2 separate regions of the Homo sapiens genome follow, and region 2 is linked to region 1. A link is a loop called in an ENCODE intact Hi-C map of the cell type or tissue named here. Cell type or tissue: ascending aorta. All regions are shown on one strand. Each heading gives the region's core, and the rest is flanking DNA. Links, peaks and the distances in the headings are about the cores only.

The links. A loop is a pair of places that touch in the nucleus more often than their neighbours do. Peaks named below come from ENCODE experiments on the same cell type or tissue, not always from the same donor. Only the 100,000 strongest peaks of a DNase experiment are listed, where the experiment ranks them.
Region 2: it touches region 1 in a loop (3-fold over the local background); 5 of 110 quality-filtered maps call a loop at or near these places.

Annotation. Positions count from the first base shown.
Region 1 is chr16:20,606,647-20,616,601 of GRCh38, forward strand. LOC107984831 (a long non-coding RNA gene) reads left to right here and starts at 3,532. Exons shown (of 3, transcript XR_001752102.1): 1 at 3,532-3,664; 2 at 8,849-8,907. It also overlaps the pseudogene ACSM5P1. RefSeq lists an enhancer at 7,125-7,624. In ascending aorta, for the core only: no CTCF peak of the experiment used is centred there; DNase peaks (open chromatin) are centred at 4,095, 4,935, 5,635, 6,575 and 2 weaker places; H3K4me3 peaks cover 5,491 bases; H3K27ac peaks cover 5,829 bases.
Region 2 is chr16:20,671,471-20,681,425 of GRCh38, forward strand. It overlaps ACSM1 (acyl-CoA synthetase medium chain family member 1), which reads right to left. Exons shown (of 14, transcript NM_001318890.3): 5 at 61-201. It also overlaps a transcript of ACSM3 not described here. Among named protein-coding and RNA genes, the nearest start is that of ACSM1, 21 kb to the right of the region's middle. In ascending aorta, for the core only: no CTCF peak of the experiment used is centred there; DNase peaks (open chromatin) are centred at 4,377 and 4,749; H3K4me3 peaks cover 2,184 bases; H3K27ac peaks cover 2,416 bases.

The DNA of each region.
Region 1 (9,955 bases), core at 1,399-9,398:
CATAACTGTCTCACTGTGTGATTTGGGCTCAAGAACGCAGGACACTTCAGAGAAGGAACAAGCATGTCTAAGGCTCACAACACTGACTCAGAATTTTTTTCCTAAGTGTCAAATGCCAACAGTTTACATTTTAGAACTAGCAAAATTCCCAGGTCCAAATTTCCTCATCAACATGTCTTGGAGCCTTGAGTCTCATTGTGGTACATGAGGGCAGCCTCAGATGCCCCAGATGGACTCTAGGACAGAACAGGCTTCATCTCTTCCAGCCGACTCCACACATCCAGCACATCATGGGCAAAGTTGAAGTATTCAGGCACCGGCTGCCTTCCCAGGCTGATGGCTTCCCAGGTGGCCACGATCTTCTGAGGAACAGGTAGAGGTGCTGGCTGCCCACAAGACCCACAGAATGCCCTGGAGTTCCTCAGTGCCTGGAGGACTAGGTGTCTCAGCCATGGTCTCATGCGGTCGCCTCCTGTCTGTCACCAAAGAGAGGAAAGAGAGCATTGTCATAAATTCTGGGCTTTGGGGACAACACAGAGGTTAGGAGAAACCTGTGGTCAGTGCTGATGGTGACTGTGGTCCCTACTGACTTGTAGAACAAACTCTCCACATTTCTGAGCAGAAAGTCTCAGTTCTGCTGTGTGATGGTCATTTCTCTCCTCTGACCCCGAGGTCCGTCCTTTTGACCTCTCACTGACTTGTGGGTCTCTGGGTCTGAGGTCAGAACTCAGAGCCCACTTCTCCAGGCTCAATACTTCAAAGGCAATCCCTCAAAAAGCCTTTGGCCAATCCTGAACTGACCTTGCAAAGCTGAAGACAGCTCTGGGGCAGCACCGTCCAAAAGAAATAGAATGTGAGCCACCTGTGCAATTTACAATGTTCTAGTACCATTGCCAATAGTTTGCCAATCCTCTCCCTTGGAAAGAGATATGCGACTTGTTCTTCCCATTTGGTCTTTGTCCTGAAAACAACAAAACCCAGAAAGCAGCACCTCTGCAAGATTTCCCTGTGTATCCTTGCATTTTTGCAACTACATGGCCAATTGACAGGGAAAAGATCCAATTGATAGAGTGTCTCAAATTGTTCCAACATATAGAACATGAATAATAATTATTTTCGAACTCCTGTTCAAAGGAAAACTCACTGACATGAGACAAGTGACTTTTGGCAATTACCATCAACATTTTGTTATAAAAATGCTCATACATACAACATTGATTTGTTAACATTTTAATGAACATGACAACACATATCTACCCATCTTTCCATTCCTCTACCCATCCCTCAGCCCATCTTATTTTACATGTATTTCCAACTGAATTGGAGGCATCAACATACTTCCTGCTGAATAGTTTGGCAAGACTAACATTAACTAGAATTCAATATTTCTTTATAAAATTTTCTTCTAAAGAAGAGTGACATAGAAGAAAATATGCAAATCTTAAGTGTGAGTTTACTAACTTTGAAAAGTACCTACACCAGCATAACCCACCTCCTTTTCAAGATCTACACTATTATGTCACCACAGAAAGTGAACTCTCCCTCTTCCTAGCCAATCCCTTTCTCATAGTAGGTTAATTTTGCTTAGTCTGGAATTTCACATATATAGATGCATGCCATGCCATAGGTACTCTTTTGTGTCTGCCTTATTCTGCTCAACACAATGTTTCTGAAATCATTCCCATTGTTGCACAGATCTCTAATTCAATCCTTTCCATTTTGGACTCAGCATATTCTGAGTTTAACCTGTTGAATGGCTATCTCTGTTTAATTCGCCATCTTGAAACATTTAAAATTAAGATGTTTTCAAGAATATACAGTTAAATCCAAGGAATCAATGTAGGAATGTTATCAGAAGGTGTTGGAAGTTACTCAGGTGAAATCTTTGTCTTAATTCACGTAAGAGTCTAATGGAATTAATATCAAGAATCTTAGAGAAACCCCATACTATTCATGCCATTTTTATGACCTCTACATTGGTTATGTTTAAGCACTAAAATTTGATACTTATTTCTGAATGAAATCATCTCTTTATTGTATTTTTTTTACTTATGCTGATCTTTAAATAGCAAAAATTCATGTACTCTAAGAAAGAAGTATGATTCAGAGGGATTCTTTCATCATATGGTACATGACAAATAGATACAATGTCATATTCAATTTAAAACATAAGTAAATATAAGTAAATAAGTAAATAAAAGTAAATAACTTTAAAGAAAAGGTAATTACCTTATACCTAGCTTGTCTAACCCACAGCTGACAGGCCACATGCAGCCCAGGACAGCTTTGAATGCAACCCAAAATGAATGTGTAAACTTTCTTAAAACATTATGAGTTTTTTGTGTGTTTCTTATAGCTCATCAGCTATTGATAGTGTTAGTGTATTTTATGTGTGGCCCAAGTTGAAGAAAATTCTCCATCTTCTAATATAGCCCAAGGAAGCCAAAAGATTGGACATCCCTGCTTTAGACCAAGAAAAAAGACACACCACATTCACAAAGCCTAAGAAGACTACCAGCCATGCGAGAAACATGGGACTGGTAATTTCCAATCTTTCTTGAAACGGTGGAATCCCCTGGTGATATCTGAGGGTGCACTTACTTCTTGGAGGAGGTTGAGGGTTTCTAAGGATAATTCTTTGTGACTGAAATATTGTAAATGTCATTGACCCTTCTCATTATTTCAACTGCTATTATTCCAGGTCATCAATTTTCTGCCTGGCCATCTTCATCCTGGGCCTGACTTTTTTTGAATTCCTTGGATGCTTAACATTGTTGTTGTGTTCCTGGGAATTATTAAATTTGCCATTTTCTTCTGGAATACTAGCTTTGGTATGAGTATACTGACTTCCTGTAGAGGTATACTTGTAATCATAAATAAGAAGAAATCATTTTAAACAATTCATGGTTCTGGACTTCATTATGAATATTGGGTTTTACCAAAAAAATCAGAAAAAAATAATTTATTAGCAGAAGAATTATAAAAATAGCTGCCATTTACATTATGAAAATTAAATAGGTTTGCATTTGTTTAGTAGGATGCCAACAGAGCTTTTGGTCAAAAGTATTTTTTTTTTTTTACCTTTGTTCTCTTTATCCATGAGGGCAAAGATCATGTAAAACAATTTTGAGCATATAGTAGTTGCTTAACTAATAGGCATTGGATGAGTTATTAATTTGTGATAATAGTTCTTTCCCCTTAAATCTGATTGTTTGTTATTATGTTAATTCTGAGTCCAGAAACACAAATTTTTTAAGTGTTGATTTCTTGGATTTTTTAATGTGCTATTGCGCTTATTTTAAAGGCTAGTAAAACTGATCTTCTAAACAATTGCTATTCTCCTAGTAAATGTTCCTTCAATGGTAATGGAAGCCATGTGCAGACAAGACACCCTGCAGCCCTTCAATAAGAGCTGGCAGGCTGGCTGGATGAGAGGCTGGCCAAGGGGGCAGCTAGGAGGCTGGTCCAGAGGAAGTCTGAGAGGCCGGCACTCAGACCTCTCAGAGAGACTGGCTGAGAGGCTGTCTGGATTAAGAGCCAGACAAGAGGCTGCCTGAGAGGCTGTATGAGAGGCTGGCTGCCTCAGAGGTTGACTGGTTGAAAGGCTGGCTTAGAGGCAGGCTGAGAGGATGGCTGGATTAGAGGCTTGCTGAGATGCTGACTGGTAAGTTGGCTGGCTGAGAGGCTGGACAAGGGGGTGGCTGAAAGGCTTGCCAAGAGGCCGGCTGGCAATCTGGTACAGAGGCTGGCTGAGAGGCTGGTCCAGAGGATGGCGGCATGGGAGGCTGACCAAAAGGCAGGCCAGGAAGCTGGTTGGGAGGCTGTTTGAGAGACTGGCTGGGGAGGCTTGGAGAAAAGCTGGCTGAGAAGATGGCAGGCTGATAATCTCACTGACCGAGAGGCTAGCTTAGAGGCTTGCTGAGAGGGTGACTGGCTGAGAGGCTTATTGATAGGTTGGCGGGAAGGCTGGCTGGCTGAGAGGCCAGTCAAGGGGGTCTTGGAAGCTGGCCAAGAAGCCAGCTGCCTGGATGGCCAAGAGGACACCTGAGAGGCTGGCCGAGAGGCTGACTGGGAGGCTGTTTGAGAAGCTTGCTGCCTGAGAGGCTGGCTCAGAAGCTGCCTGGTTGAGAGGCTGGCTGAGAGGCTTGCTCAGACGCTGGCTGGCAGGTTGGCTGGCTGAGGGGCCACCCAAGGGTGTGGCTGGGAGGCTTGCTGAGAGACCAGGTGTCTCTCTGGTTGAGAGGCCAACTGGGAGGCTAGTCAAGAAGCCAGCTGGAAGGCTGGCTGAGAGGCTAGCCGGGAGGCTCCTTGAGAGGCTAGCAGTCTTGCTGACTGAGAAGCTGGCTGATAGGCTGGTCCAGAGGATGGCTGCATCAGAGGCTTCCAAAGAGGCAGACTGGGACGATGGCCTAGAGGGCTGTATGGGAGGCTGTGTGACAGGCTGGCTGGCTGAATGGGCTAGCGACTGGCTGAGAGAATGGCTGGCTGAGAATCTGCCTGGCTGAGAGAGGCTGGCTGCCTGAGAGGCTTGTTCAGAGGATGCCTGGTGGAGAGGCTGGCTTAGAGATTGACTGAGAGGCTGGCCGAGAGGCTGGCTGGGAGGCTGTTTGAGAGGCTGGGTGAGAAGATGACTGTTTCAAAGGCTGTCTGACTGACTGGCTGAGCTAATTAGAGGCTTACTGAGAGGCTGGATGGCTGAGAGGCTGGCTAGGAGGTTGTTTGAGACGCTGGGTGAGAAAATGACTGTTTCAAAGGCCATCTGACTGACTGGCTGAGTTAGAGTCTTACTGAGAGGCTGGCTGGCTGAGAGGCTTGCTGAGAGGCAGGATGGCAGACAGCCTGGCTGAGAGCTGGCTGCCTAAAAGGTCGGCTGAGAGGCTGCCTGAGAAGCTTGCTTGCTGAGAGGCCAGCTGGCAGGTTGGCTGGCTGAGAGGCTGGCAAAAAGGGCAGCTGTGAGTCTGGCCAAGAGGCTGGCAGTCTGGCTGGCAGTCTGGCTGGCTGAGAGGTTGACTGGAGGGCTAAATGAAAGACTGGCTGCATGGCCAAATGGCTGGCTGGGAGGCAGGCAGAGTGGCAAGTTGAGTGAATGGCTTGCTGAGAGCCTGGCTGTGAGGTTGCCAGGCTGAGAGGCTTGCTGAGAGTATGGCTGGCTTAGTACCTGGGAGAAAGTCTGGATGGGAGGGTGGCTGGCTGGGGAACTGGCCAAGGGGCCACCTGGGAGGCTGGCCAATGAGAGGCCAGCTGGGAGGGTAGCAGAGAGGCTGGATGAAGGGTGGCTGCCTGAGAGGCTTGCTCGCTGAGAGTCTGGCTGACTAGCTGTATTAAAGGTTGGCTGTGTGGTTTGCTGGGGGCCTGGTAGAGGGGCTGGTTGTGAGGCTGCATGACAGGCCTTCTGGCTGATAGGCTGGCAGGCTGGCAGTCTGGCCAAGAGACTTGCTGGGTGGCTTGCCGAGTGGATGGCTAAGAGGCTGGTTGAGAGGCTGGCTGGGGAGGCCAGCAGAGAGGTGGCTGGTTGGCTGGCTGAGAATCTGCCTGGCTGACAGGCTGGGTTAGAATCTTGTTGAGAGGCTGGCTGGCTGAGAGGCTTGCTGAGAGGTTGGCTGGTTGGTTGGCTGGCTGAGAGATCGGCCAATGCCGGGCTGGGATGCTGGCCAAAGGACGCCTGGGAGGTTGGCCGACAGTCCAGCTGGGAGGCTTGCTGAGAGGCTGGTTGGAAAGTTGGCTAAGAGGCTGCCTGGAAGCCTGGGTGAGAGGACAGATGGGGGGCTGGCTCTGAATCTGCATGGCTGAGAGACTGGCTTAGAAGATTTATGAAAAGCTGGCTTAGAGGCTGTTTGAGAGGCTGGCTGTCTGAGAGGCTGACTCTGAGACCTCCTTGCTGAGAGACTGGCTTAGTGGCTTGCTGAGGGGCTTGCTAGCTGAGAGGCTTTTTGAGGGCCTGATTAGCAGGCTAGCTGGCTGAGGCAAGTCAAGGGGGTGACTTGGAGGATGGTCGAAGGGCCATCTAGCTCACTGGTCAAGAGGCTCGCTGGGAGGCTGGTTGAGAGGCTGGCTCCCTTGATGGTTGGGAGGCTGGCTGATAGGCTGGTCCAGAGGATGGCTGCATGGGAGACTGGAGAAAAGGCAGGCTGGGGGGCTGGATATCAGGCTGTTTAGAGGCTGTTTTAGAGGCTGTCTGGGGAGTCTGGCCAAGTGCAGGCTGTGTAGCTAGCTGAGAGGGTGGAGGTGAGAATGGCTGACTGAGAATCTGCATGGTTGAGAGGCTGGGTTAGAGGCTTGCTGAGATGCTGGCTGGCTGAGAGGCTTGTTGGGAGGTTGAGAGGTTGGCTGCCTGAGAGGCTAGCTCAGAGACCACGTTGTTGAGAGGCTGGCTTAGTGGCTTGCTGAGAGGCTGGCTTGCTGAGAGACTTGCCAAGAGGCTGGGAAGCAGGCTAGCTGGCTGAGACGCTGGTCAATGGGGCGTCTTGGAGGCTGGCCGAGAGGATGTCTGAGAGGATGGCTGGCTGTGTTTCTGCCTGGCTGAGAGGCTGGCTTAGAGGTTTGCTGAGAGGTTGGCTGGCTGAGAGGCTTTCCGAGAGCCTGGTGGTATGTTACAGAGGATGGCTGCTTGACAGGCTGGCTCATAGGCTGCCTGGTGGAGAGGCTCACTTAAAGGCCAGCTGAGAGGCAGGTTGAGAGGTTTACTTGCTTAGAAGCTGGCTGGCAGGCTGGCTGGCTGGCTGAGAGTTTGCTTGGTTGGCTATCTTAAAGGCTGGCCAAGTAGCTTGTTGTGAGGCTGGATGGCAGGCTTTCCGGCTGAGAGGCGGTCTGTCTGACTGAGTGTCTGACTTAGTGTCTGGCTGAGAGGCTGCCTGGTTGAGAGGCTGGCTTAGAGGCTTGCTGTGAGGCTGGCTGGCTGAGGCTTGCTGTGCGGATGGCTGGCTGAGGCTTGCTGAGATGCCGACTGGCCGGTTGGCTGGCAGAGATGCCAGCCAATGGTGCAGCTGGGAGGCTTGCTGAGAGGCTGGCTGGCTCGCTGGTATAGAGGCCACTTAGGAAGCCAGTCAAGAGGCCAGCTGGGAGACGGACTCAGAGGCTGGCTGTCCTGCTGGCTGAGAGAGTGGCTCATAGCCTGGTCCAGAGGATAGCTGCAAGGGAGGCTGGGGAAAAGGCAGGCTGGGAGTCTGGCCTAGAGGCTGTCTGGGAGGCTGTTTAACAGGCTGGCTGGGGAAACCAGCTGAGAGGCTGGTTGACTGGTTGGCTGAGAAGCAGGCTGAGAAAATGCCAGGCTGAGAATCTGCCTGACTGAGAGGCTGGCTGAGATGTTTGCTGAGACAATGGCTGGCTAACTGTCTTGCTGAGAGGCTGGCCATGAAGCTGTTTGAGAGGCTGGCTGAGGAGGCTGAGCAAGAAGCCGGCAGGCAGGCTGACTGAGAGGCTGGCTGTCTGGCTGTTTGAGAGACTGGCTGTCTGGCTGTTTGAGAGACTGGCTGTCTGGCTGTTTGAGAGACTGGTTGAGCGGAAGTCTGGCTGAGAATCTACCTGGCTGAGAAGCCAGTTTAGAGGCCTGTTGAGAGGACGGCTGACTGAGAGACTTCTAAGAGTCTGTTTGAGAGGGTGGCTGCTTGAGAGGATGGCTGAGAGGCTGCCTGGCTGAGAGGCTGTCTTAGAGGCTTGCTGAGAGGTTGGCTATCAGGCTGACTGACTGAGAGGCTGGCAAAGGTGGTGCATATAGGCTGGCCAAGAGGACACCTGGGAGGCTGGGCAAGAGGTTAAATGCATGAGAGCCTGGATGAGAGACTGACTGGGAGGCTGTTTGACAAGCTGGCTGCCTAAAAGCCTGGCTCAAAAGCTGCCTGGTTGAGAGGCTGGCTTAGAGGCTTGCTGAGAAGCTGGCTGTATTAAAGGCTTGCCTAGAGCATGGTTGTCAGGCTGGCTGGCTGTCAGGCTGAGCAAGGGTTTATCTGGAAGGCTGGTCAAGATGCAGTCTGGGTGGCTGCCTGGCTGAGAGGCTGGTTGCCTGGGAAGCTGGCTGAGAGGCTGCCTGCCTGCAAGTCTGGCTTAGAGGGTTACTGAGAGGCTGGCTGGATTAGAGGCTTGCCTGGAGGCCAGCTAGTAGGTGGGCTGGCTGAGAGGCTAGCTGCTTGAAAGGGCAGTTGAGAGGCTGGCTGAGAGGCTGGCTGGGAGGCTGTTTGAGAGGCTGGCTGCCTGAGAGACTGGCTCAGAGGCTGCCTGGTTGAGAGGCTGGCTTAGAGACTTCCTGAGAGCCTGGCTGGTTGAGAAGCTTGCTAAGAGACTGGCTGGCAGGTTGGCTGGCTGAGAGATCTGCCAAGGGGGTGGCTTGGAATCTTGCCCAGAGGTGGGCTGGCTCCCTGGTTTAGAGGTTACCTCGAAGGCTCACCAACAGACTGCCTGGGAGGCTGGCAGAGAGACCCACAGGCTAGCTGTCTTAAAGGCCAGCTGGGAGGCTGGCCGAATGGCTGGGTGAGAGTCTGACCTAGAAGAGGGCTGGGAGGCTGGGCTGGCTGAGCTGCTGGCTGGCCAAGAGGCTGGATTAGAGGCTGAGTGGCTGGCTGGCTCAGACACCTCAGAGCCCTGGTCCATGGGTTTTCTTAACTATCAACCGCCTCTGGACAGGTAGGGCTCTAAGAAGCTACAAATGAGCTCTAAATCAGGGGTTCCCAGTACACATCAGAAAAAAGATCACTCATCCTGTAAACAGAGACTAAAATTTAAAATAGAAACAGCCATGGATTGGAAGAATATCAATAAACCCTGAAAAGAAACAGCACTGCTCCTTTTCTTCAAATCGTGTGGACATTTAAAGTTCTGTACATTTATAGCTACTTTAACTTTCATATCTGTCCAGGTACTATCAAAATGTAAGAACAGAAATGGACATAAACTGACTAGAAGTACTGAGAAAAGGTAAGAGTGTCAGAAATTAACTGAAAAGTTTTAGGGTTACACCTAGAATGTTAGAAGAGTAAGATTACATGGAAATTTAATTTCCTAATGGAGTTATATTATATAGTCCACAATAAACAATTAAACAAAAAAATGAAGCTCCAAAAAATGTAAATAAATGCTTCTTTTCTTAAACCAGACCTCATGGTGCAATATTGATCTATGAAGACATAGCCAGAAAACGTCTGCTCTCATCAGCACATATAGCTCCCATTCTAAAATGTTATTGGTATTACTTTTCTCAAATGAAGGAAAAATAAAGCCTAGATGCTGACCGAAGGTGGAAGGGGAGCTGGTCCCTTTGCTTTCTAGGCTCCTCTTCTCAGTTAAAAGTAACCAAGATGTCAGAGTGGGGCAACGTCCACAGTCAGTGGATGATCCTGAGCTCTGCCATTCTCAGGGGACCATCGAAAAGACATTCAGCTAGGGCATCTGAGAAAAATAGGGTCCTGCCACCAAGAGAGACACATGTTCTCTGTAGTAAGTGCTTAGAATTGCTTCCAGGAAATATAATTGTTACCCCACCTGAGCTCTCAACCCCAAAAGGAGAAGCAGGGTGTGTGGATTGTGCAGCAGAAGTGACTACCTTCACAGTGAGCTCCTACCTCTCCAGAAAGTGCTCTCTAGGCCCAGTTGTCCCTGGGCTGGCTCCTGACTCTTGTGTATCTCCATGACTCTCTGCTTTTCCATCATTTCCCATCTGGAAGACAGAGAAAGAATTCACTTGAAGAAGAATTAAAACACCAAGTTCTTTACTAGACACTCAAAGCTTCATCTGAAAACAAAAACATCCTTAAAAATGTCTATCACAATTACCTACCTGTGCTGCTTGTAGGCAGCCTTCCTCTCTGCCATCTCCCTCTACAAGGCTTTTGCACAGAGCTGTGGGGAGAAAAATACATCCACGTGCTGACCTGGCAGACTATGCCCAAAAGCAAGGGGGAAAAACTGTCCAGTTGTCAAGGGCCTTTCTTATAGAAGGGACAATCTGAAAAAAACCAACACATGA
Region 2 (9,955 bases), core at 1,309-9,308, 65 kb after region 1:
ACACACACAAACTTTGCCCACATCTGGGTCCAGCCTCTATGTCGGTGCCCTCTTTCCTACCTTCCTGGGAAGGAGGGTTGTAAGGCCAACCCATGGGAGTGTTTTGCCATCTTGGGGAAGCCTGTGGTCCCACTGGTGAAGAAGATGACCATTGGGTCCAAGGTCTTTGACTTAACACAGGTGTGTTCTGGGGATGCTGATCTGCAAAGGGGTTCAAGACAAAAGGAAAAAAGTCATGATTGCTGTTTCTTCATCTTCTGGGAATGCAAAAGAAACATAAGGCACGGACAGGAAACTGGGAGTTTGCAACACTAGAGGAAAACTGGCTCTCCCGGAGTTAGGCATCACACTGACTTGATGGGTGATTCGGACATGTGGACCAGCATTTTTTTATTTGAAAAATTAGTAAAATACAATGAATCTTAAGTCATTTAATCTTAAGTAATTTAAGTAATGAATCTTAAGTAATTTAATGAATTCATTAAGTAATCTAATGAACATTTGAATAGCACTTGCTATGTTCCAGGCAATGCTCTCAATGAGTTACAAATATGAACCATTCAGTACTCAGAGCAACCCTAGGAGATGAGTACTACTCTAATCATGCCCATTTTGCAGGTAAGGAAACTGAGACTCAGAGAGGTTAGGTAATTTGCTTGGTAATATACAGCTAGCAAATGGCAGAGCCAGGATTCAAACTCAGTCGGCATCCTAGTCTGTGCCCTTAACCAGACTGCTAAGCTTGTTTTTTAAAATTAAACTCTGTGACCTTGGTGATGAGGGGTGGGGAAGAGAAAGAGAGAAAGGGGGAGAGTAAAAAAAATATATTTAGTTGGGCATGCTGGTGGGCGCTTATACTCCCAGCTACTCGGGAGGCTGAGCCAGGAGATTAGTTGTGAACCTGGGAGGCTGAGCTTGCAGTGAGCCGAGATCAAACCACTACACTCCAGCCTGGGTGACAGAGCAAAACTCCATCTCAAAAAAAAAAAAAAAAAAAAAAAATATATATATATATATATATATATAAAAAACATATTTATATATTATATATCATATATTAAATTTATATATAAAATTATATATAAATATATAAAATATATACTTTTATGTCATATATAATATATACTTACATGTCATATATAAATATAATTATAGGATATATAATTTATATATAAGTATATATAATATATATCATATAGTATATATTGTATATAATTTATATATAAGTATATATATACATATACATGTATATGTAAGTATATGTAAGTTATATATAATATTTATGCTTATATATAAATTATGCTTATATATAAATTATGTACAAAATATGTATAATATATAATATATATTATATAATATATAAAAATATAAATATATAATATATGTAATATATAATATATAAATATAAATATATATAATATATAATAAATATAAATATATATAAAACATATTACATATAAATATATAAAAACATTTATATATTATATCTCATATATAAAATTTATATATAAAATTATACATAAATATATAAAATATATACTTATATGTCATATATTATATACACTTACATGTCATATATACATATAATTATATGATATATATACTTATATATAAATTATACTTATATATAAATTTGCATATTATATATATATTATATATAAAATTACTGCGATCAATGTACCTCTGCCCTAGCATGAGCTTGAGATGGCAGATAAGATCTGTGGTTCCCTCAGTCTCTCTTGTTTCTCAGGAGCTTCCCCTGGACTGAGAGGGCCTTGGGCCTACTACAATTGTAAATGCAAGGCTTCTATGGTGTTCAAAGCAACTGCAAATAATCCCAACACGAGAGGAAACACTAGGTCTGCTGGTCTTGCTGTGAAATGGTATCATACTGACTTTGGGAAATTCGAGGGATTTTTCAAGAGTACTCTGTTTTAATTAAATTCTCTGACATTAGACTACAGCATAAGATGTGACTTTGCTGTAATGTTTGCCTTTTGGGGTTGAAATAAAGAGCTTTAAAAACTCAAGTATTACTCCAAGAAAACAAACCCAGCATGGTTTGTGTGTATAATGTGAGACATGACTGAAGGCTTACAGAATCAGAGTTTTGGAGGCAGAAGGGGCCTTTCTTATCTCCAGCCTTCCTTCACTTTGCCCCCAGGTGTCTCTGAAGGCACCCAGTCCCTGGGAGATGGAAAGAGTTTGCTCCCAAAGCTACCTATAAGCCATAGTTGGCAATTCCATTTTTCTTGGGGTCTTAAGTTTTACCTTAAAAATTCATTTTAACCTTTCATTCAACTACTTCATATATTTTTAATAGAAAAATAAGACTTTAGGTTTCCCACCTACAAGGAATATGTAACACAATAACCCCCTGACTTTACAAATCTCCTTTGCACAGTCCCAGGGGTGAGTATATTTTAATGAGAGGAACATGGAAGGTTGACTTGCTGAAAAATGTGAAATTTTACAGATAAAGCAACTGAGATCAAGAGAGGGCAAGGAACTAGGTCAGGGTCACATAGCAAAACAGTGACATAAGTGAGGTTTCTGACAACTGACTTGATGACCTTCCTACCACTGGCTGCTTGTCTCTCACCACTTGGGAGTGAATGGCATTCTTCTACCTGTGGAACAGGAATTAAAAGAAATTAAAGAATGTGTAAGCAAAAACTCAGTTGTATGTAAGAAAACCCAGTTGCCCCAGAGGAAGAGAAAGAGGTGGAGTCCTTTAAAAATTAACTGCCTGTTTCTCTGTCTGTGGCTAGTGAGCCTTATCTCTCCCTTTCCCAGGCATTGTGAAGACCCTGTTTCTCTAGCTGTGCAGCTGCAAGGTCACTAGACAGATAAACCCAAGTTGCAAAACATGTTTTTCCTTGAAAAGTAAGAAATGATGTAATGCATGTCTCAATTGAATAACTGTCTTTGTTTCTCACTTCTGTAATATGCTTCCCCCTGAACAGATCTCTCCCTCCCCCCTCTCCACCCCCAAAATGCTTAAAAGGTAACCTGACTCTTTGTTCTGGGCTCAGTCCTTTGGATATTAATCTGACTGGGTTGGCTGGTGCACCTAAATAATACATATATCCTCCTCAACCCCATCGGTCTCTCTGATTCCTAAATCATCCCCAAACATTTCTGGTGGCCCATATGGGGATTGGAGATAACAGATTTACTGTCTCCTTTGCCCATGGGACTAGGGCCCTGGGGCTGTGGAAGACCTGGCATCCAAGGCATGCCATGGGGGAGTTTCACCCGGATGGAGACTGGCTCTCCCCGCATCCTGCCCAGCAGTGCAACTGAACCTGAGATGGGGCTGCAGGATGACACCAGCACTTCAGGAACCGCGGTAAGGAGAAAGGGCCCAAGGTAGGAAAGCCCATCCCATAGGGATGAAGGTGAGCTTGATCACCTCCCAGGGACCAACCACTCATCCAACCCAGAGTGGCTGGGGGTGGCAGGAGTGGCCCGCCAATTTGGATGAACCTCGTGTCCCCCTAACAAAGTGAAAGTGGTTCACTGGTGGAGAAAATGGGCCGATACAGCGGCAAGTGCAGCAAGGAAGAGTTTGCTGGCAGAATGGTAAGAGTGGCTTGCCACCCCAACTGGGAGTGTGTGGGTGTGTGCGGACCTACCCAGGACACCAGAGAGGTTCGTTTCCTCTGATGAAGAGTCCTGGGGTAGAAGTGGTGTGTGTATGTGTGTGAATGTGGGAATCTAACTAGGCTCACCCGGGACACGAGAGAGGGTTGTTTTGTCCGATGAGGAGTCCTGAGGCAAGGGAGGTGTGTGAAAGTGTGTGAAAGAGACGGTCTCAGGAGAGGCCAATGCGGGGAGTAATGTGGGGAGGCACAGATCCCTTAGCGCAGGCTGTGTGCTCCCAGGCGAGTGTGGGGGAAATCAGTCCTAGGATGTTGCATATGGCTGATAGGTTGAGCTTCACAGCTGCAGCAGTCTGTGGCAGGGAAAGGCACGTTCCTGGCTAAGCAGCGTCTGAAACTCCTGTAATAGGACCCAGTCTGGTGGACCTTAGAGTGAAAGTGCACCTCAAGGGAGGAAATGGGAGGAAAAGCATGGAAACCAACTCCTTTTGGAGTGCATGATAAAGAATTTTTAAAAAGGATTTAGAGCTGATTATGGGATGAAACTGGATGTTCAAAAGTTAAGGACATACTGTGAATTAGAATAGCCCTCTTTTAGTGATGGATGGCTGACCAATGGCACTATAGGTAAATTGGCTGTGTGTTTTAAGGTAGTGACTAGCCCTGGAAGACAGCCAGGGCATTCAGACCTAGTCTTTATATTGATTCATGGCTAAATGAATGCAGCCCTGCCTAGCAGTTTATTGTAGAACGTTCACAGCTCACACCCAGAGAAACCAGCTGCGCTGGCGGCTACGGAGTTAAAGGTAAAGTCACAGAGGCTTGTAGCACCAAAAGTGAAAAGTGAAAGCCAAAAGTAAAAGTAAAAATCAGCTGCCCTGGCAACTACGGAGACAAAAGAAAAGTCTCAGGAAAGAGAAAACCAGTTTTGCAAGAACCACAGGAGGGAATAGAGACCCCTCCTCCCTACATTCCAATCTACCTCCCTTTACCAAGGCTAACTGCCCCTAAGGAATTAAGTTCAAAGAGATACAGGCTCCCAGTCTCACCTGAGAAGGAGAAATTAGAGCTCCAGGAAGTTAAAGTGAAAGGCTGGAAAAGTCAGGGAGGGTGTCTCAGGTCTGGTCACGCCCAAGTTATGCTTATGCCTCTTAAGAGGACAAGAGGACACCCACTAGGACCCAGATGATGCAGTCCAGCTTCAGCACCTACAAAAGTGCCAAGAAGCCCTTCTGCAAAGGCTAAAGGCTGGTAAAAGAAAAAGGCAACCAATATAAAAAATCTCAGAGGTGCTCCAGGGTGCAGATAAAAGCACCAGCCAGTTTTAAGAAAGACTTTTTGAGGCATTTTGGTTGTACACTCTGTTTAACCCTAAGGCTGCTGAAAATCAGTGCATGGTGGACACAGCATTTGTAAGGCAGGCCCAAGGAGATATCAGGCACAAATTGCAGAAGTTAGAAGCTCCGTAGGTGTGAATGCAACTCAGCTTATTAAAGTGGTTACAAGGTGTACATTAACTGAGTTCAGGAGGCAGAGAAGAAAGCTGATCAGAGGCTTAACAAAGGCTAATTTACTAGCAGCAGCCCTTATGGGAAGAGAAGCTGGCTTTGCAAGGAGGCATGGTCGTGGGCGTGAACACAGTCATGGAAAAGGCTGGTTTGGACAGGAGTTTGAAAGCTGGCCAAGGCTAGAGAGAGATTAATGTGCACGGTGCAAAAGGAAATGACACTAGAAGAATAAATGCCCCAAAAAATAAATAAATAAAATAAGGAGAATGGTCAAGGCCATGGTATAAAAAAAAACCCTCCAGCCAAGGGCTACTGCACCCAGGAGAAACCCAAGACTCCCTGCACCTGCTGTGAAAGGCAGGACATAAAGTGTCAGAAAAAAGCTCAAATCTGCTCTAAAAGTCTCCAGTATTTAAGCCTTTATATAAGCCAAGAGGAAAGATGGCTTAGTAGTAAACAAAAGCAATCTGTTTGTGCACTTCCTACTCCAACCACCTGGTGTCAAATAAGAGAGTTCCTAAGGGCAGCAAGGTTCTGCTGCATTTAGATCCCAAATTTCTAGCTTATGGCTAAGCCACAAAGAGAAGGAAAGAAAGAGCCCCTCCTCTAGGAGGCTAACCAGGAGAAGACTTTTAAAGAAATTAAAAAAAAAAAAAAAGCCTTGACTCAGGCCCCAGCTTTAGGACTGCCAGATCTAACTAACTAAGCTTATCTTCTTGTATGCCCATAAGTGAAAGGGAGGCCATGAAGGTTCTAACTCAAGCCATAAGGTCATGGCATCACCCAGTGACATACTTATCCAGGCAATTAGATTCTGTGGCACTTCACTGGCCTCCTTGTTTTAAAGCAATAGCTGCCACTGCCCTACTGGCTCAATAAGCTAACAAACTAACTTTAGAGACTGTGAATACCCTAAACCCGGCTACCTTGCTCCTCATCAAGTCAGTACCAGGAGACCCCCTTCATTGCTGTGTAAATGTGATAGATGAAGTGTTCTCAAGCCAGAGAGATTTGACAGATAGGCCCCTTGGGGAGCCAGACATAGAATATTTTACTGATGGAAGCAGTTTCATACGAAAGGGAATCTGCTGAGCTGGGTATGCAGTGGTGACTTTGGACTCAGTAGTAGAGGTGCAGTCTTTGCCTACAGAAACTTCTGCTTAGAAAGCAGAGCTAATAGCTCTGACAAGAGCTCTCTGGCTAGCAAAAGACCAAAAGACAAATATTTACACAGATTCCAAATATGCTTCTGACACTTTCCATGTTCATGAGGCTATTTACAAAGAAAAAAAAGGCTTTTAACTGCTGAAAGTAAAGAAATAAAGTACAAGGAAGAAATTCTACAGCTCTTAAATGCTGTATAGGCCTTAAAAGATGTGGCAGAGATGCACTGCAAGGGGCACCATAAAGGAAGAATACTAAAGGCTAAAATAAATAAATAAATAAATAAATAAATAAATGAGACAAAGAGGCAAAGCAGGACAACCCCACCTTCTAAAGAAGAAGCCTTAGCTATGCCTCTCCTCCCAGAGATTCCCCTTCTGTAGATCCCAAGCTACACTCCAAATGAAAGGGCTTGTTTTGCCCAGAAAAATATCAACTACATTGAAGAAGGATAGTAAAAATTTTCCAGTGGGAGGCTAGCCATCCCTGAAACGGTGGCCCCCAGATTTGTAAAACAGTTCCACCAAGGAACTGACCTGAAAAAAAAACACACAAAAAAACAGCACTAAAGACATTATTAAGGCATCATTTCTATGTGCCATGGCTCACTGCTATTACTCAAGCCATTTGTAAATGAACAATATTTAACTTGTGTTCAGAACAATCCATGACAAGGGCTTACTCCACCCCCAGGAGTTCAGGAAACAGAAGCCATGCCATGTGAAAAACTGCTTATGAACTTCACCGAATTACCCTGTGATGGGGGCTATCAGTACATGTTGGTGTTCACCTTTTCAGGATAAGTCAAGGCCTTCCTCACCGGGACAGAGAAGGAACTAGAGGTGACCAAAGTGTTGTTAAAAGACATTATTCCCAGATTTGGACTGCCTCTAACTCTAAGATCTCACAATGGACCAACATTTGTGGCTGAAATAGTTCAGGACTTAACTTGACTATTAAAAATAAAATGGAAATAACATATAGCCTACAGACTGCAGAGCTCAGGTAAAGCGAAGAGCATGAACCAGACACTAAAACAACTGCTGAAGAAATTGTGTCAAGAAACTCATCAAAGGTAGGATCAGGTCTTGCCCATGGTCCTCCTCCAAGTCAGGTGCACCTCCACCAAGCAAACTGGGTATTCCCCCTCTGAGATTTTGTTCAGCCGGCCACCCCCCATCATCTGTAGACTAGAAGAAGTAACTTTAAGAAGGCAAATGCAGACTTTAAGTATGGCCATGCAAAAATGCATGGCTAGGTATAGAAAAATGCCTATAAGTCTAACAGACCCAGTACACCCTTTCAAACCTAAGGATTTTCTTTAAGTTAAAAAATGGAATCCAACCACTCTAGGACCCATACAGGATAGGCCTCATATTGTAATCATGTCTACTTCTACTGCTGTTAAAGTTGCAGGTGTCACACCTTGGATTCACCATAGCTGGCTGAAACTAGCAGCAGCAGTGACTCCCGACTATGACCAGTGGATTAACCAACAAGACCCTGATTGCCCCACCCGAATAGACCTACGGCGAATCCCAACCACCAGTAAGAAGGACAACTGCCCTGCTCTGACCACACTGGAGGCTGGTCAGTCTACACATGGCTGAAGCTTGAAGATCTTGCAAGCTCTGCTCTAGTCACATCCTGGAAGCTGACTAGTCTACACACAGCCGAAGCTAAGAGGACCATCTCTAGATAAGTAAATGTAGATAAAATTTATAAGCCTAGTTATAATTGTTCTGTTGTTACATTATTACTGCAAATGCTGCAAATGTCCATGCCCAGAGGAAGGTTTGCCATTCCTATGTGTAGTGTAAGCATGTTTCTATTACATACACTAATGTTGTTACCATTTCTGCCTATACTAGAAGGGGAGAAATCTCTAGAAGGATGCCCACACTGTGTACATACTACCTGGGTAAGGAATACCATAGTTAAAACTCTACTGTACCATACCTACAGTACAGGAACCAAGTTAGGAACCTGCACATACAACCAGACCACCTATTCGGTCTGTGACCCAGGAAATAATCAGCTATATGTATGTTATGACCCTAAGCTCTTACCCTATGAATTCTGGTTTGAAATACATATTAAATCAGAGGGAGAAAAAGAAGGAGAGTTATAGCTCGAACAAAAGAAGCCCCTCCCTCCTGTAAAGGGCCTATTTCCTTGTACTTTGATGCCTGCTATGCTGCATATGTTCACAATCCTAAAAAAAAACAGAAGCAGTCTGCAATGGTGTAACACAAGAGAGGCTTAGCAGGAGCAGCCCTAAGCATCTGTACAAAGAACCACAAATCGGATGCCCAGACTGTAACATTCAGTGGTCCACACTAACACAACTCCAATATTTATATTCAGGAAGGAGTGCTCTGCTAAGTAGTATGTTAACCAAACCAAACTGTAAGACAAGAACATGCAATCCTTTACATTTTACTATCTTAAAGCCAGAGATACCTTTCTGGTCTACAGGACAGACAGCACTATAACGACTTGATAGACTAGGAGCAGGCCTTGGAGTTCCACTACTAATTGTCAAAAAGACTAAAAGGACTCAAATGCATCCAACCCCGCAATTCTGGGTCCATAATCATTCTATAAGCATTTGGATAAGCCAGTGCCTGAGCTTCCCCCACCAACCAAAAACTTATTTGCTCAACTAGCTGAAAACATAGCTGGCAGCTTAGGAATTTCCTCATGCTATGTACGTGGAGGAACTAATATGGGGAACCAGTGGCCATGGGAGGCAAAGGAATTAATGCCACAAGATAACTTCACTTCGCTTAACCCTGCCAGTGAACCAACAGCCTCAGCCAGTGTTTGGTTGTTAAAAACCTCCATAATTGGAAAGTACCGTATCGCCCGTTGGGGAAAGGCTTTCACAGAGGCAGTAGGAGAAATAACCTGCCTAGGGCAACAGTATTATGATGAGACTAAAAACAAAACTCTATGGAGAAGCACCCAGAATTACTCCTACTTACCAGATCCAAATCCTTTATCTCCATTCTCTACCCTAAGCCACACTTGGCATCAACTAGAGGTTCCAAATGCTTCGAAAGCACCCTCTGGCCTATATTGGATCTGTGGAGCATGGGCATATTGGCAACTGCCAGCTAAATGGACAGGAGCATGTGTGTAGTAACAATCAAGCCATTCTTCTTTCTAATTCCTCTAAAGCAAGGGGAACTCTTATGGTATCCAGTTGATGATGAAAATAAAAGAAGAACTAGAAGAGCATAATCACAAAAATAGACACAAATGTCAAAAAGGATGTGGACATAGGAGACTGGAAAGATAATGAATGGCCTCCTGAAAGAATAATTAAATATTATTGGCCAGCTACCTGGGTGCAAGATGGGTCATGGGGTTACCACACCCCAATCTATATGCTCAACTGCATCATAAGGTTGCAGGCAGTCTTTGAAATTATAACCAATGAAACATCAAGGGCACTAGATTTATTGGCAATACAAGCAACACAAATGAGAAATGCTATATATTGAAATAGATTGGCATTAGATTATCACTTAGCCTCTGAAGGAAGAGTATGTGGAAAATTTAATTTAACCAACTGTTGCCTAGAAATTGCTAATAATGGCCGGGTTGTCATGGAAATCAGAGCTAGAATGCACAAGTTGGCCCATGTTCCAATTCAGACTTGGTCCTAATGGT